Regions from separate parts of the Mus musculus genome. Here region 2 is linked to region 1. Evidence: chromatin loops called from intact Hi-C (ENCODE). Cell type or tissue: left cerebral cortex. All regions are shown on one strand.

Region 1 (8,000 bases):
GAAAGGTAACGAAGGTGCTGGAGAGGAGCTCTAGTGTTTCTTCCACTGAAGGAGGTGCTAGGCCTGCTGATCCTGCAGGCAGAGCATAGCACACTCCTTTAGATAGAGTATAGTACACTCCTGCAGGCAGAGCATAGCACACTCCTTTAGATAGAGTATAGCACACTCCTGCAGACAGAGCATAGCACACTCCTTTAGATAGAGTATAGCACACTCCTGCAGACAGAACATAGCACACTCCTTTAGATAGAGTATAGCACACTCCTGCAGACAGAGCATAGCACACTCCTGCAGGCAGAGCATAGCACACTCCTGCAGGCAGAGCTTAGCACACTCCTGCAGACAGAGCAAAGCACACTCCTGCAGGCAGAGCTTAGCACACTCCTTTAGATAGAGTATAGCACACTCCTGCAGGCAGAGCATAGCACACTCCTGCAGGCAGAGCAAAGCACACTCCTTTAGATAGAGTATAGCACACTCCTTTAGATAGAGTATAGCACACTCCTGCAGACAGAGCATAGCACACTCCTGCAGGCAGAGCATAGCACACTCCTGCAGACAGAGCATAGCACACTCCTGCAGGCAGAGCTTAGCACACTCCTTTAGATAGAGTATAGCATGCTCCTGCAGGCAGAGCATAGTACACTCCTGCAGGCAGAGCTTAGCACACTCCTTTAGATAGAGTATAGCACACTCCTGCAGGCAGAGCTTAGCACACTCCTTTAGATAGAGTATAGCATGCTCCTGCAGGCAGAGCTTAGCACACTCCTTTAGATAGAGCATAGCACACTCCTCAGGCAGAGCTTAGCACACTCCTTTAGATAGAGTATAGCATGCTCCTGCAGGCAGAGCATAGAATGCTTTTGGCAGGTAGAGCATAGCATGCTCTTGGCTGAGCTGTCTGTTTTGTCTTCTTCTATAGTGAGGCCGGAACATCAGAGGCATCTCAGCTAAGGGGTTTTGTAAATAAGAGAGCCACAGAGAGAACCGCCTGCCTTTCTTCCTCGTTCATTTGAAAATATATTCATTTGAAAGCACAGCAGGAGCTGACCTTTATGAACTTATTTAGAATGAATGTTAAGAATGTATTTCAAGAGGCTTTTCTGCATTCTTACTGATCATCAAAATGAGGTTTGAAAAGAATGACTGATTTTGTATTTAGGAAAACAGTGAAAGTTACTTTTGATATTTTGTTCTAGGAGGAATTAACAGAGCTTAAAGATGAGATTTCGCTCTATGAATCTGCTGCAGAACTCGGAGTCCTTCCAGGTGACTCCGAAGGAGACCTGAGTATAGAGCTCACTGAATCATGTGTGGACTTGGGCATTAAAAAAGTCAATTGGAAACAATCCAAAGCTAACAGGTACTGTGTGACTAGTTTACTATAGATGAGTTTATGTTAATAAAGCTGGTGATGGAGGTATAGGACACTGGTGGCACCATCCATAAGATAAAGACCCCAATTAAGGGGACAGTGTGTCTTAGACATTCTTAATGAAATATAAATGCCTGAAATCCAAATGAATAGAAATCTGAAGTATTAATACTGTGCTTGTAGCCCTCGTCATGCAGATAGGTGCCGGTTATAGAAAGCTAGGAAGGAGTTTATGTAACTAAAATACAGGTTATGGGGTCAGGGAGGTGGCTTAGTAGGGAAGAGAGGTTGCTATGCAGGCATAAGGACCCGAGTTCAAATCCCCAGCACCTATGTTAAAAAGGTAGGCATGGCTGAGTGCACCTATACTCTCAGCATTGTGGGAAGCTGAGACAGGAGAACAGCTGAGGATTGCTGGCCACCAGCGTAGCTCCAGGTTCAGGGAGAGGCTTTGTTTCTGGGACTGAAGTAGAGTGTGCCAGAAGAGGGCACCTGATGCACAAGTGTGGGCACACACCTGTATCCATACACGTGTACACACCACGCATATTACACACATACACATTCACACACACACTCGCACAAACTATGTATGTGTTTGAACCATTGAGGTGAATGCCTGTTTTTAATGTTAGCCTTATGGGCTAAAAGTAGTTATCTTGCACATGTGACTTTAGGAATCTTGCGTATGTGACTTGGGGAAGTCTGTGTTTTAACACTGCCATTACAGATTAGAGCAGTAAGGTGGGATTTTGTTGGTTGGAATCTAAAGTCATGAGATAATCCTGCAAGGGAAGCTGCTCTTACTTAGCCTTGTGAGGCTCCATTTGCCCGAGTGTCTGCCTCCTGGGGCTCCTGTTGCTACAGATAACAGCTATGTCTGGAAGAGAGCAAGGAAGAAGGTAGCGGGGCTAGATGGAGGATTTCTGGTGGGAGCGATCCTCAGGCTCTTATCTAGGGCCGTGTCGACCCAGGTTTCTTTTCATCCCATAATTACCTGGTTGACAAATGTAGGCCACTGTGCCTGAGATGAAGTGGAGGGGACCCCTGTCAGCTCAGCCTTAGCGAGCTGAGAGCTGAGAGAGAAGTGTGGAAGGCCAGGCAATGGGAAAGTGACTCTCAGTGTGAGTGTTTTAATCCAGCCACATGGTATCGAACAAAGGCTTTCACTATGATTGGTGAATAAAAAAAAAAATTCTATTGTTTTTATGCCTAGGTACTCACAGTTTACAGTTTATGTGACTATTTGAAAACAGACTTGGTTGGGAATGCCTCCTGTTTTTGGTCACTGCCAAATGACTTCTCAGAGCCTAGAGAAAGAACACAGACTTCAGATACAAACCATTTGTCATGGCTTTGCCTCTCAGTGCTAGGCACCTGCCCTTGCAGCAGTGTCGTACGTTTTATAAAGCATTTTGGTCCTCAGTCTTGTGACAGATGTTGGCTTTACTGGAGCTTAGGAAGGTGAACCACTTGGCTCAGGTGTTACTGGTGCCACAAAACTCTCTAGGCCCAGCCTATTTTTCTGTTTGTTCACATTACATGACAGTCAAGCCTTTTTACTTCAAACTTCATTCTTCTTATGTCGAAGATTAAAGACATAGTTCATTTAAAAAACAAGTTTTTCTCCAGTTATTTTATTTTAGTTTGTACTGTGGGTGGCTTTAGAGCAGAGTGATGAGTGTGTTCATGTTGATCTCTTTCAATAGACACCCTTCGTGTGCATCCATTAAAGCGCATCCTACGTCTTGTGCTTTTTGGGGGTTGGTTTGTTCCTTGAGGTAAGATATTGCTGTGTAGCCCAGGTTGGCTTCAAATGAACAGACTGGACTGCCAGTCGCTAGGATTATTGGATGCAGGCTGTGCCTGGCTACTCTGTTCATCTCTCTTGATAAAGCATTCATAGCTACAGTGTAGCAATCCTGAAGTGTGTTCCTGTACCTGCTAGACTGGAGGCTTCTTGTTACTTCAGAGTGACTGAGCCGCCCAGCTGGGAGCCGGGGCATCTCTGAGTCAGAGTGGGGAGTTGCTAGAGCTCTGGACAAACCGTCTGACAAATGCAGCCTCCAGAGGACAAATGTAGCTTAAATCCTCACCCACCTGCCAGTGTTAATAGTTGGTCATCTATTTTTGAGAAGTATTCTTATATCAAGTTTACAGGACATAGGAAAGAAGAAATTTGTGCTTTCTTTTTTTATTTTCCTTGAGTGGACTGATTTGTTGAAGAAAAGGAAGCGAAAATTCCCAGTGTGAGTTAGTGTTTTCTTGACTTGAACTGCTTTCAAATCACTGACCCAGGTATCAGTGGCTCCCAGCTTTTACTACCAACCACCACGCCCTCAGGCTGCTTCCTAGTAACATGGTTTAGCCTCACTGTTCTATTTTACATTAATGGGAGTGGAGTAGCTAAATCTGTACACAGCTTACAGACAGCTTCCTCTCTGTTATTATAGTTGGCTGCTAAGCTCAAATAATAAACATCTAACAAGTGGAATGCCTTTTTCCTTTGGTCTTCTCAGCAGGCTTCATAAGGGACTGTAGTTTATTTGGGTTTCAGGGAAAGGATCTCTGTAGGGTGCTGTGATCCTCGGGCAGAGTGGTCACCGCTCTGCCTTTCTCTCCCGTCAAGGAAGGGAGAGATTATTGCACAAGCACGCTCTCTGCTCTCTGACTTGGCTTCTCTAGGAGTACAGAGTGTGATTCCAGTGGCCTGTGTGCAGTGGAAGAGGAATAGGGAGGGCTCGTTTGCTAGCTGAGTAAACACAGTTTACTCACACTGAGTGCTCACACTTCAGCACATCCCATAGCGGAATACTTTGTTAGGTATTTTGTTTCTTACATAGCTATACCTGTTATAGTTATGATTTCTATTTCTGTAAAAATGGAACTGATTTAAATAGGTGAGGATTTATATATGCAAACATACACATAGACTACATCTATATAGTTAGTTTTATATATATATATATATATATAAATATGTATATATGAAATATATCCATCCTAGGGAGTTCTAATTATATTGTTAAAACTAAATTTACCTAATGGTTTGTTCATCCTTTCTTCATACATTGTACAATGTCCTAACACTTCATTTATTTATTGATTTATCTTAATTTTTAATGACAAAACCAAAAATATACCTAAAAGTGAAGCTTCTGGAAAAACCAGTTGCTCTTCCCTGTTTTGTATTGCTCCTCTGACTTGACCTTGGCCTCCCGCCTGGCCTTGCGTTTCAGAGCTGAGTCTCTGAACACATCCTCACTGGCGACAGTCTTGTCCGAGGGGCTATCCAGAGTACCTGTGGGCACGGGGTGGATGTAAACATTCACAAAGGGCTTGATCTTGGGTGGCTTGCCCATGGCAGCTGTCAGTCAATTCCAGCCACGAGGACACCGCTATAAGGGCCTTCCGAGGTGCCATCGTCAATGTTCTTCACGATGGCTTTGTGTCCAGTCAGGACCAGCACCACTTTCCCAGGTTTCATGAACTTGCCCATTTCAACAGCAAGCAGCGGGCACCCAGCAGAAAGGAAAGAAGGACCTAACATTTCATTTAAAATCATCTAAAATCTTTCAATTCCAGGAGTAAAAACTTTAACCCAGATATCGTTATTTCTTTCTTAGATAGATTTTCTCCTTTGGAGAGATTATATTTTACACAGTTCTAGATGCTCAGCTCTCGTGCTCCCTGATAACATTTTGTATTAATTCTTACAATTAATGAACCAATAAATTTACATTATCGCTCATGTCTGAGGTCTCCCTGACTGTCTTTAGTTTTTACCTAATGTTTATGACTTTAACATACATATTAGCCACTAGGAAAGTGTTGTTTAGAAACGTATGTGACTGTTTTCAATGAAGAAAAAAAGAGAGGCTTTTATTGAGAGTTTCCCACTTGCATGGAATGTATTGTGACCCTGTTTGTCTCCCGGACTCTTCCTTTAGTGCTTCCTAGCTCTACTCCAACTTGATGTCCTGTGTTGTGTGTGTGTACACGAGTGTGTTTGTTTTAAATATTGAGTCCCATTTGTATTGGCAATCTATTCAAGGGTGTAGGGCTGTCCACTGAAGCATGGGCCTACCAGCATCCATGCCCTTAAAGAAAACTGACTCTTCCCCCAGCAGCCAGCAGCTCCTTAGCTGAGAGTGGGGACCTCAGAAGCACCCAGTATTCTCCCTGCTGTAATGGTGACTCATTTGATCCTGAGCAAGTCTTTTCTTTTTTTCCTTTATAATATACTTATCTTTTTTTTGTTGTTGTTGAGAATTTCACATATGCATACAAAGTATTTTGATTGTATGAATCCTCACTCCTTCCCTATCTCTTTCCTGATCTACCCTTACTTCATATCCACCTAACTTTCCGCCTTTTTTCTTTTTTCTTATTCTTTTCTTATATGTCATGTCTGCAGTTTACCCTCCCCCCCCCCCCAAGTCTCTTACTCTACCTCTCCTCTCTCCTAGGTATCCCCCTCCCCCTTCTCTCAGAAAAGACCAGGCCTCCCAGGGATGCCAGCCAAGCATGGTATAACAAGCCACAATAAGACCAGGCACATACCATCACATCAAGACTAGACCAGGCAACTCAGTAACAGAAGGGTCCCACAGTCAGAGACAGCTGTGGCTCCCACTGTTAGGAATCCCACAAGAGCAGCAAACTACTTAGCCATAACATATATGAAGAGGATCTAGGTCAGACTCCTGCAGGCTCCCTGATCTCTGCAAGGCCCTTTGGGTCCTGATCAGTTGATTCTGTGAGCCATGTTCTTGCAGTGTTTCTGACCCTTCTAGTTCCTTCAATCCTTCCTCCCACTCCGCAGGACCCCCCCCCCCCCCAATTCTGCCTAATGTTTGGCTATGGGACAGCATCTGCTCACATCAGTTGCTAGATGGAGTCTCTCTGGTCTCTCTGATGATAATGCTAGGCTCCACTCCTAAGATACTCTGCAGGCAGGACAAACTGTAGGTCGAAGGCTTTGTGGCTGGGTTGTGCAGGTCTTTTCAGGCAGCCATAGCTGCTAAGAGTTTATAAGGGCAGAGGTCTTATCATATCACACACACACACACACACACACACACACACACACACTAATAAAATGACTTTAAAAAAATTAGAATCTTATTCTAAGCCTTAAGTTTATTGAAACTAGAGTTGAGTTTCGAGACTGGGACCCAGCTCAGCAGGAGAGCACCTGGGTAGCATGCACAGGCCACTAGGTCCAGTGCTTACTACTGCAGAGAAAGGCAATGGACAAGGAGAGAGGAGAACGCGGAGTCTAGAGAAGCTTGGTTTTGTTTCAGTTTTCTGGAGGTTGCCGGGGTCCACCCAGGCTCTTGGGTCGGTCAGCTGGAAGAGAGAAGAGCAGTTGCTGGTTAGGATAGCTGATGTTGCTACTTTTTTCTTCCTAATATCTGTATCACCTTGCTCAATATTAGTATGACACATACCAAAAATCACAAGTGTGAGCTGTGTCAGGCAGAAAGACCAAGGGGGAGCATGCCACCAAGGGGAGCATGCCACCAAGGGGAGCATGCCACCAAGGGGAGCATGCCACCAAGGGGGAACATGCCATGTGTGGGGGGGTGAGCTTGCTTTTGCAAAGGTGATATCCTTGTGTATGACCGAGTTCTAACTTATTTATTTTTGTTTTATGTGTATTAGTGTTCTGCCTGTATGTTTGTATGTGCTTTGTATGAGTGTCTGGTGACCTTGGTGGCCAGAAGAGGGCATCAGATCCCCTGGAGCTACTGATGGTTGTGAGCCCCCTCGTGGGTACTGAGAATTGAATCCAGGCCTTCCGAAAGAGCAGCACATGCTCTTCATTACCAAGTTATCTCTCCAATCCCCAAGTTCCAAACCCTTTAGCAGCGTTTAGCTCAGTGTTAGAATGCTTGCCTAGCGTGTATGAAGCATAGGAAACAAAGAAACAAAATGTTCAGAAAGAAAGTTCAAAATGCTGTGACTGTAAGGGATAGAAACCATGACCACATGTGGCTAGGGCTTTATGGGTCTTTGATTTGTTTCTTGCTTTTATGCTAAACGGGCAGTTTCCCCATCAGGGTCACACAGCAGGAGTCCCCAGATGAAGACCCTTCGAAGGATGAGCTTATCCTGAAGCTGAAAACGCAAGTCCAGCGCTTGCTGACTAGCAACTCCGTGAAGCGACATCTGGTGTCTCAGCTGCAGAGCGATCTCAGAGAGTGCCGGGAGACAATGGAAGCTTTCCAGCAATCCAAGGATGGTGACAGCGGCATGGAGGTGAGACCCTGCAACCTGTACACGTAAGAAGCCCCCTTGAGACATGCGCCTTATAGATGGAAGTTACGTTTTTGGTTTCTTAGGGTTTATTTGACTCTTAGATGTAAAGCTTACAGGAAAAAAAGCCACCTGATAGATAGGCTGTTTATTGGCTTGTTTTAGGCACCTAGTAAATGAGATGCCAGTTAGGCTAAATTCTTTGTTCACAAATGAAAGGAGGACTTTGTAGAGGGGATGCGCCTTTTGTCAGGCACCTCCTGTGAGGCCCCTTAGCAGCTCTGCTCCTGAGCGCGTTCTGTTCTGTTCTGTTCTTACAACGGTTGGTCTCTGAGGAAATGAGGTAGAGAGCACTGGTCGATAC
Region 2 (8,000 bases), 260 kb after region 1:
ATTCCAAATGCACGAGAGAATTCTAAATGGCAAGAACCAACCGATTTGATATGGGAAACATTGGCTTGCATACACATGGACTTCCAATGGCCTCCCGTTGCCGTGTGTGCAGCCTGTGAGGCCCAGTGTTTGCTGTGACACTCCACACTTTTCCCGTATGGGGAAGATAGCATCCTTTTACATTTTAGTGGAAGAGGCATTGCTGCAAACTAAATACGGCATGTTCTCTAGAACAACTGGAGTCAGTTTCTGCTTACTGCTTGAGTGGTGGGCCTCTAGCCAAATTTTACACATTATAGAAAGGGCTGTCACCCCCCTTGGAGCATGGGTTATGGCACACATGTCAATATTTTGACATTAACAAACCTTCTTTTTCTAAATTAGGGACTGTTTATGATCCACATGTAGAGTTATGTTCCATTAGTAACCACGTACTTGCTGGGCTCTCTTGCCAGCTTTCAACCACTGTGGCCAACTGGGCACGCACCACTTGCCTTGCTTGTTGTGTGGGTTGTGGGCAGGGGTGATAGCCAGTCCAAGACTCTTTAAAGAGATAGCCAGTTCAGACCACAGCCCAGCTGTGGGGTTTCCAGGAACCATCAAGAATCGGTTCCTGCAGAAAAGGCACTGCTTCAGGAAGAACAGGGGACAGCAGAACTTAGCATGCTAGAGGTGGCTGTCTTCCTTGTGACTATACTCTTCCCCTTCTGGTACATGTCTCAGAATGCCTGCTACTTTTTTTCCTTGTATTTTCCCTTCTATTTGTCAGCCCCTTGGATACCTACCCAAATACCCCTTTGCTACTTATAGTTGCCAAAAATGCTGCCCTTGGCCAGGACACATAGGCAAGGCCACCCATGAGTACAAAGTCATCCCAGACCTTGCAGCATACATGGGACTGAAAGCCTGTTGGGCCAGGCAAGGTGCCCTGCTGTCGGGGAAGACCCAGCAGGCTCCGCCCACTCTATCTGCTCATAAAGGTGTCGAGAAACAGTCATACTCAGAGAACATTAAGAAGACTAAGTGCTCCGATTTTTGGTTTCCATTTCACAAATTACTCCTCTTCAAGGTGAGTGTTTAAATACACTCAGCTGCTTCCCAACACATTCTTAGCTGTCAAAATAAATCAGAAAATGAAGGTAGACTTCATGCGTGGCTCAGCTATTCTGAAATTGGAGTGGATTCCAGGAATGTTTCGGGGGACTTCCATATTTATGCTTTCCACAAGGAAGTGCATGAGCAGATGTTAGTTGCTCGTGTCACAGAAGTGCCTGCCTGTCACACCACTTGGCTTCTAATGTGGCATGGTTGGCTCTGTTTCTTTACAGTTTACAAGCAGGGCAGAACTGGTGGGTGAGTTGAGGCTGTGTCTTTCACGACACTGGCATGCTGCTCATGAATCTACTGCACAGAAAGGTGTAGTCCACCCCGTCTCAGACAGACACTCCCGGTCCTGGAAGCTCCACCAAGCTGCGTTCAGGTTTTCTCATCACACAAGCACAGGCCTGATGTAATTCTGTTGTGGCTTTTCCTGGGGAACTCTGAACAAACATCTCTTCACTCCGGATAGGGCACTGACAGCGGACCAAGGATGCAGTTCTTCTGTAGTCCTGTTTAGTGGACCAGGAAGTCTACTGAGTTATGTATAGGAGTATGGGTGAGTGGTTCCATACAGGAGCATGGATGGCCATGGGCAGCTATGTCACCAAAAGCCTACCATACCCCAACATGGCAGACAGTTCATGAAAGCTGCTTCCTGAACAACTTGCCGGCAGCTTGGCTGGCCGTTAGCCAGAGTCTCCTCTTCCCAGGCACTGTTTGTGCCTTTCTACCTTGAGACTTTCTGAGTCTTCCAAGCTCTTCCCTTCCTGAGCCGTATGTGCCTCATCTCCTAGGGAATAGGATCCACCACTGGTATTGCACTTCCCAGTGATGGGACAAATTTATAGTGACAAATATATCTACTATGACTTTATAGTGATGTATATCTACTATGATTGTATCATAGTTTCTCTGCCTTAAAGCTTCTCTGGGTTTATCTACCTGCCCTTCCCCACCATCTCCAGACCCGATCTGAGCCCTGGAGATCATGAATCTCTTTACTGGTCCCATAGTTTTGCCTGTTCCAGAAATTCAGATATTGAAATCAGAATATTATAGAGCCTTTTCAGATGGCTTCTTTCGCATATGAATCCACATGTGGGTTTCTCCCATGTCTTCCTGTAGCTAGCCAGCTCACTAGAATATTGATCTATATTCTTCCATCTTAATATACCACAGTGCATTCATGATGCGCTCACCTACTGAGGATTAGCTTGGCTTCTTTCGAGATCTTGCCACTGTGAGTAAATCTGGTATAAATACCCATTGCTGTCTTTTCAAATGATTGAGCCATCATAAGAACATTATGTATCGCCAACTCAACACCAGACTCTATTCTTCCTTGAAATAAACTCTCTTCTGCTTGCAGATATCGACGAGTGTCAGAATGGCCCTGTGTGCCAGCGAAATGCGGAATGCATCAACACTGCAGGCAGCTACCGCTGTGACTGTAAGCCCGGCTACCGCCTTACCTCCACAGGTCAATGCAACGGTATGTAGCACCCACTCAGAGGCCATTGCTGTCACGATCCTGACTCTGCACGTTTTTATAGATTCTAAGGCTAAGGAATAGAAGTGAGGATGTAGGTTGAAAAACTAGATGTATTTAAAGAGGAAAAAGGAGGAAAATTGTTAAAATAGCTAAATGCTTAGCTTTTTGCCTTCCTTATAAATGAAATATCCACAAAGCAAAAAAGAAGTCATTTACACAAATGAGTCTCTCTATCCCTACCCTACCAAGAAATTCCCATTACCCACATGTACAAGCCCACAGTCCTCTAATCGGTATTCATGAGGAGGAGGAGGAGGAGGAGGAGGAGGAGGAGGAGGAGGAGGAGGAAGAAGAAGGGGAGGAGGAGGAGGAGAAGGAGGAAGAGGAGGAGGAAAAAGAAGGGGAGGAAGAGGATCATTATTATTAGCTTCTGCATAATGTAGACAGGGAAGGCTTTCATCATATCTTCTATTGTGCTAGATGCCTTTACTTGAGTTGGAGCAGATCTTCCTGCATAAATGAATTTAAAAGATACACACACACACACACACACCACCCTTGTCTTCCCAAACATCTTACTGATGAGAATGACCCCCGGGAAGACAGTAAATAAGCAAATCTTGACCGTCTCATTACCTCTGCACTACCTACAGCAAGCAGAGGTTAGGGATGTCTGCTGCCCACTTTGTCAGGATGTGGTATAAAGAAGAGAGTACATTGTCCACTCACATTGGCCATACATTTGGTCAACATCTAAGGGTTTCTCTAGCTAGTGGCATGAAAATAAAGTCCCTTGTGTTAGAGCTCAGAGGCAAACTAATACTTCGGATGGGCCCTCACCTACACTTCAGTACAGTTACATTGTACATTTAAGAGTGTGTCACCCTGCTCAGGGTTCACTTTCAAGTGAGTTTCCTGGGTTTTTGTGCACTTGTGAATGAAACAACACGAGAGGAACCGTGCTCGGGTTTGCCTTGGCTCTGTTGGCCAACTGTGATTAAGTGGTAGGAAGTGTGCTGCCCTCTGCAGGATATTTTCCATTGTTTAATGAAACCTTGGTAGGAAGAGGGTATAAGAACAGAACAAAAAAAAAATCACTTTGCCAACCAAGATTTGTTTTGTTGAGTTTAAGGGAGCATGTGTGAGTATTTAGCATTCCATCAACAGAGCTGAGATTATCCCAAAGGTAAGGATATAGAACAGGAAAAATGAGTCCCTGGCAGATATGAAGCACAATCTCCCCCGGTGACATTGGCCTTGAACGCCACTTCCCTGCATTTTATTTTCAAGTTTTATTTCTTTGGAGCTGGGTGAAAGGTGGCCAGTTAAAATAAAGTCTGGCTGGTCGCCCTGGGTGTGCCATTGTAGACCATTTGCTCTGGCCACTAAGTTGGGCCATTTATAGATCAGCAAAAGGCAATCAGCTACAACCTGCTACAGCTCAGGTCCTTCTGCGTTTTCTTATAGAATGTTAACCTAAGCTGCATCTGGTACGGTCAGGGAAAACCTGGTATTTTATCCTAGAAATCACTTTGTTCCCATCTCACTTTTGTTGCTGATTTTTGAGACAGGATCTTTTTCCTCTTTAGCTCAGGCTGGCTCAAGTTCACACTCCCCTGTCTCAGCTCCCGAGTGCTGAGATAACAGTTGGTGGCTACCATGCCAGGCTGCCATCCTACCTTAGAACTATTTTAAACCATTTTAAGCACTTGTCTTATCCTGGTAGTTTTCAAACAGATTGCAAAGCATTCCTCTCTGCCTGTATTTAAAACGAAAATATCGTCCTATGAGATTTGAATTTAAATTCATACAAAACTCCAAATCACAGTGGTCCTAGCTCCACATTGCTGTTGATGGTGGTGCTCAAGTTGCCAGTCTGACCTCAGTAGCAAATCCTATCCCTGTAGAAATGCCTTTCCCAGCTACATCCCCAGCCGCTGTCTGATGATCGCCCCTCTCTCTGTTTGGGATCCTGTCCCTATTCAAAACCTCCCAGGAAACCTCAGACATGCTCTCCTGGGAACTAAAAACCTGTCTCTTAGACAGTTAGATGGTGACTGACCTTTCTCAAGGGAAGCTCCCTTTTATGATCATAAAAAATAAAAATCCCTTTTCTTTGCCCACCCATTCTTCATTTTAAATATTTTCTCAAACGAGAATAGTGGTATTTGTTAACTGTTTTCTATATAGACTAGCCACAGTTTAGGGGCAGTGTAACCCCAACCCCTCCTACACTTGAGACTTATAAACAATGTCTCAATTGATGGCTTCTGACTGGAGATAGCCATCATCTCTGCCACAGTTAGGCCATGTTGCTCTGAGGTAACAGTTCTGTAGACCCAGAAAATAAGCAGCCTGACTTTCCAACTAAACTAGGTGGAATGAAAGCTGAAGTAATGAGGCAAAGGAGTAAGGCCAACTCTGAGCATCTATGCATTTACGGTAGTGTCCCACTGTGAGCATCTATGCATTTACGGTAGTGTCCCACTGTGAGCATCTATGCATTTACGGTAGTGTCCCACTGTGAGCATCTATGCATTTATGGTAGTGTCCCATTTCAGTATACTCATGATAGGTTTGACTTTACTATCAATTTTTCCAAAGAAGCCCCAAAGTCTTTGCCCATAATCTTTGGTACCAAAACCTAGAGATATCAATTCCATGTGAAGCTGTTTAGGCGCTGTAGAAAGTACTTCTCCATATTCTGAGTTTTACTTTCCTCTTTCAAGATACCTTTGGCAGAAGGAGCTGTCTCCTTTTGGTTCGCCTGGTACTAATGCTCCGAGAGTAAGATCTGGCCAATTTCAAAGGAAAAACTAGAGAGAATGCCAGTGTCTACTTCACTACCTCAGTTTCGGGTTAGGATTATCTCTGAGAGCAAGGCCTGGAGATAATTTGTTCAGTCGTTTTATGCTCTAAGTCTCCATCTAAGAAAACATGCAAATGTGCAGTGTCCCACCTAAGACACTTCTGGTTTACAGATCGAAACGAGTGCCAAGAAATCCCGAACATATGCAGTCATGGCCAGTGCATCGACACCGTGGGAAGCTTCTACTGCCTTTGTCACACTGGCTTCAAAACAAATGTGGATCAGACCATGTGCTTAGGTGAGTATGTGGTCATCAGTCCATGGGTGAGTGTGTGTGCATCAGTCCATGGGTGAGTGTGTGTGCATCAGTCCATGGGTGGGTGGGTGTGCATTGGTCCATGAGTGAAAGTGTGCACATCCAGTCCGGGGTTCAGAGTGTGCACATTGATCCACTTTTTGGTACTATTGGAGTGCTTCACAAACATCTAACAGTCCTTTCTTTCTGACTTAAGGTTGCATGCATTAGGCCTTTGAGGGTCTTTAAGCCCATGAATCAAACATATCAGAAGAACAGTGTCCAGAGCCTGCTTAAAGCCCTTGCCTTTGGCTATAACTAGGTCCTCCCATGAACGATGCTTAATCTCCTCCTTAATCATCCTGGCTCATCCCAGGGTGGCTCGCCCTTCCTTGCATCGCCACAAGAATCTGCCTCATTGTTTCTCAATCTCCCTCTCTTGGCTCTGGATGAGCACGACAGACTCGCTTGCCTTCCTAACTCTCAAGTGGCCTGAAGAGTGACAGTGACTCATTATTTGGATGTGATGCTTACTCCGCATTCAAGGCACTGGAGAGCTAGCAATAACTTTTCCATCTGAATCACAAATCATGTCCCAAAGTTGAAAGAGGCAATCTTGACTTTGGCCACTACATTTTGAGCTCCCCAGGTGTCTCTTTCCATTCGTTCTCTCCCCTTGTCCTTGGCCCATCTGCCCTCCCTCTTCAAGCCAATGGTACCAATGTTCTCTTTTCTACTCCCCCATAATATAGCATGTAAGAAAGGTGCTAACTGCTTTGGTAAAATGCAAAACTATGTAAGTTGCCAGAATAAGCATCATAATGCAAAAGCCAAAAGTCATGGGCCAGTAAATAAAAAGGCAAGCAATGCCAGGGCGTCTGAGCCAAGCCAAATTGAGTACCATCTTTTTTGTTTTGGTTTGGTTTGGTGTTTGGTTTTTCGAGACAGAGTTTCTCTGTGTAGCCCTGGCTGTCCTGGAACTCACTTTGTAGACCAGACTGGCCTCGAACCCAGAAATCCGCCTGCCCCTGCCTCCCAAGTGCTGGGATTAAAGGCGTGTCCCACGACTGCCTGGCTTGAGTACCATCTTATCCCTTGGGTGTGTTCAGAAGGGTAGCTGAGTTATCACTGGTGGGAGGAAGGAGCCGTGTCCCAAGTGGCAGCTTAGCTGGGGAGGGGAGCTCTGTTGTTGTTTGCAGAGATCCTGCTGACTCGCGACCTTGGGGTAAAATGGAACATGAATCCTGTAAGCCAAAGTGTGCCAACATCCGCCAAGGGAAGGTCCAGATGCACACTGAAGTTTTTCCATTTTCAAGTGAAAATATTTGAGCAAAGTGGCAAGGGTGGAGAATTTGAGAAGCAAATAGAATAAAAGTCTTGTCCAGTCCTTGTGTCCTCGTCTCGCCTCCTCTCACACGCCAACTGAGGAAACTTGGGACTTCCAAGATGTAGGTCCTCACCTCAGCTTCCCCAGGCTGGTGACATCAGGCAGAACATTCCAGCCTCCTGGAAGAGTCTGTGCAGCCACAACTGCCCTTCAGCATCAGTGACCACGTAACCACTTTCCTGTTTAGTCATTGTGTCTCCCTCTCTGGCCTTTCTTCCTCCTAGACATAAATGAGTGTGAGAGAGACGCCTGTGGGAACGGGACTTGCAGAAACACGATTGGCTCCTTCAACTGTCGCTGTAACCATGGCTTCATACTGTCTCACAACAATGACTGCATAGGTGAGTATGCAGGAGGTCGCCACGTCACGCATCTGCATCATGGCCAGCATCCAATCTTCTGCCTATGGCCAGCATCCAATCTTCTGCCTAACAGTTGGTCACGTGACTATCAAGTATACCATGTTGATTAAAAGTCAATTTTAGTAACTCTGTTAACTTTATTGATCTGTGTATCAGCAGCTATGATTTCTATATCTATTTTAAGTTAAATAAATTTCAAGATAGGTTAAAATATACAAAAGCAAGTCTTTGTAAATTGTACAATCCAGAAGGAGTGTAGGAGCCTTGCTTAGATCTTTCGCTACACCCTCTCTTCAAACAAACAAGTTATTAAGTGTATAGCATCCCCCTTATAAGACACGATAGGCATTTTCTCTCAGGTGCAGAATCTAGATTAGCTTTTTGTATGTACTATATAAGACATACATACGTGTGACATGTATGTACTATATAAGTACACATACATGTGACATGTATGTACTATATAAGACATACATACGTGTGAAGCAGAAGGAAGAATGTTTGGGATGAAGAAGGGACCACTGGGAGGGTAGGATACTAGGAATGTGAATGTG

The links. Hi-C counts contacts between places; a loop is a spot of excess contacts. Peaks named below come from ENCODE experiments on the same cell type or tissue, not always from the same donor. Only the 100,000 strongest peaks of a DNase experiment are listed, where the experiment ranks them.
Region 2: it touches region 1 in a loop (8-fold over the local background); 13 of 42 quality-filtered maps call a loop at or near these places.

The regions. Positions count from the first base shown.
Region 1 is chr2:125,594,512-125,602,511 of GRCm38, reverse strand. Cep152 (centrosomal protein 152) reads left to right here. Exons shown (of 28, transcript NM_001081091.1): 12 at 1,200-1,363; 13 at 7,441-7,639. It also overlaps the pseudogene Gm34949. Among named protein-coding and RNA genes, the nearest start is that of Cep152, 27 kb to the left of the region's middle. In left cerebral cortex, no CTCF peak of the experiment used is centred here; a DNase peak (open chromatin) is centred at 3,396.
Region 2 is chr2:125,329,958-125,337,957 of GRCm38, reverse strand. It overlaps Fbn1 (fibrillin 1), which reads left to right. Exons shown (of 66, transcript NM_007993.2): 45 at 2,471-2,593; 46 at 5,575-5,700; 47 at 7,309-7,425. Among named protein-coding and RNA genes, the nearest start is that of Dut, 86 kb to the right of the region's middle. In left cerebral cortex, a CTCF peak has its summit at 3,605 (motif pointing left); DNase peaks (open chromatin) are centred at 1,271, 3,605, 4,266 and 6,187.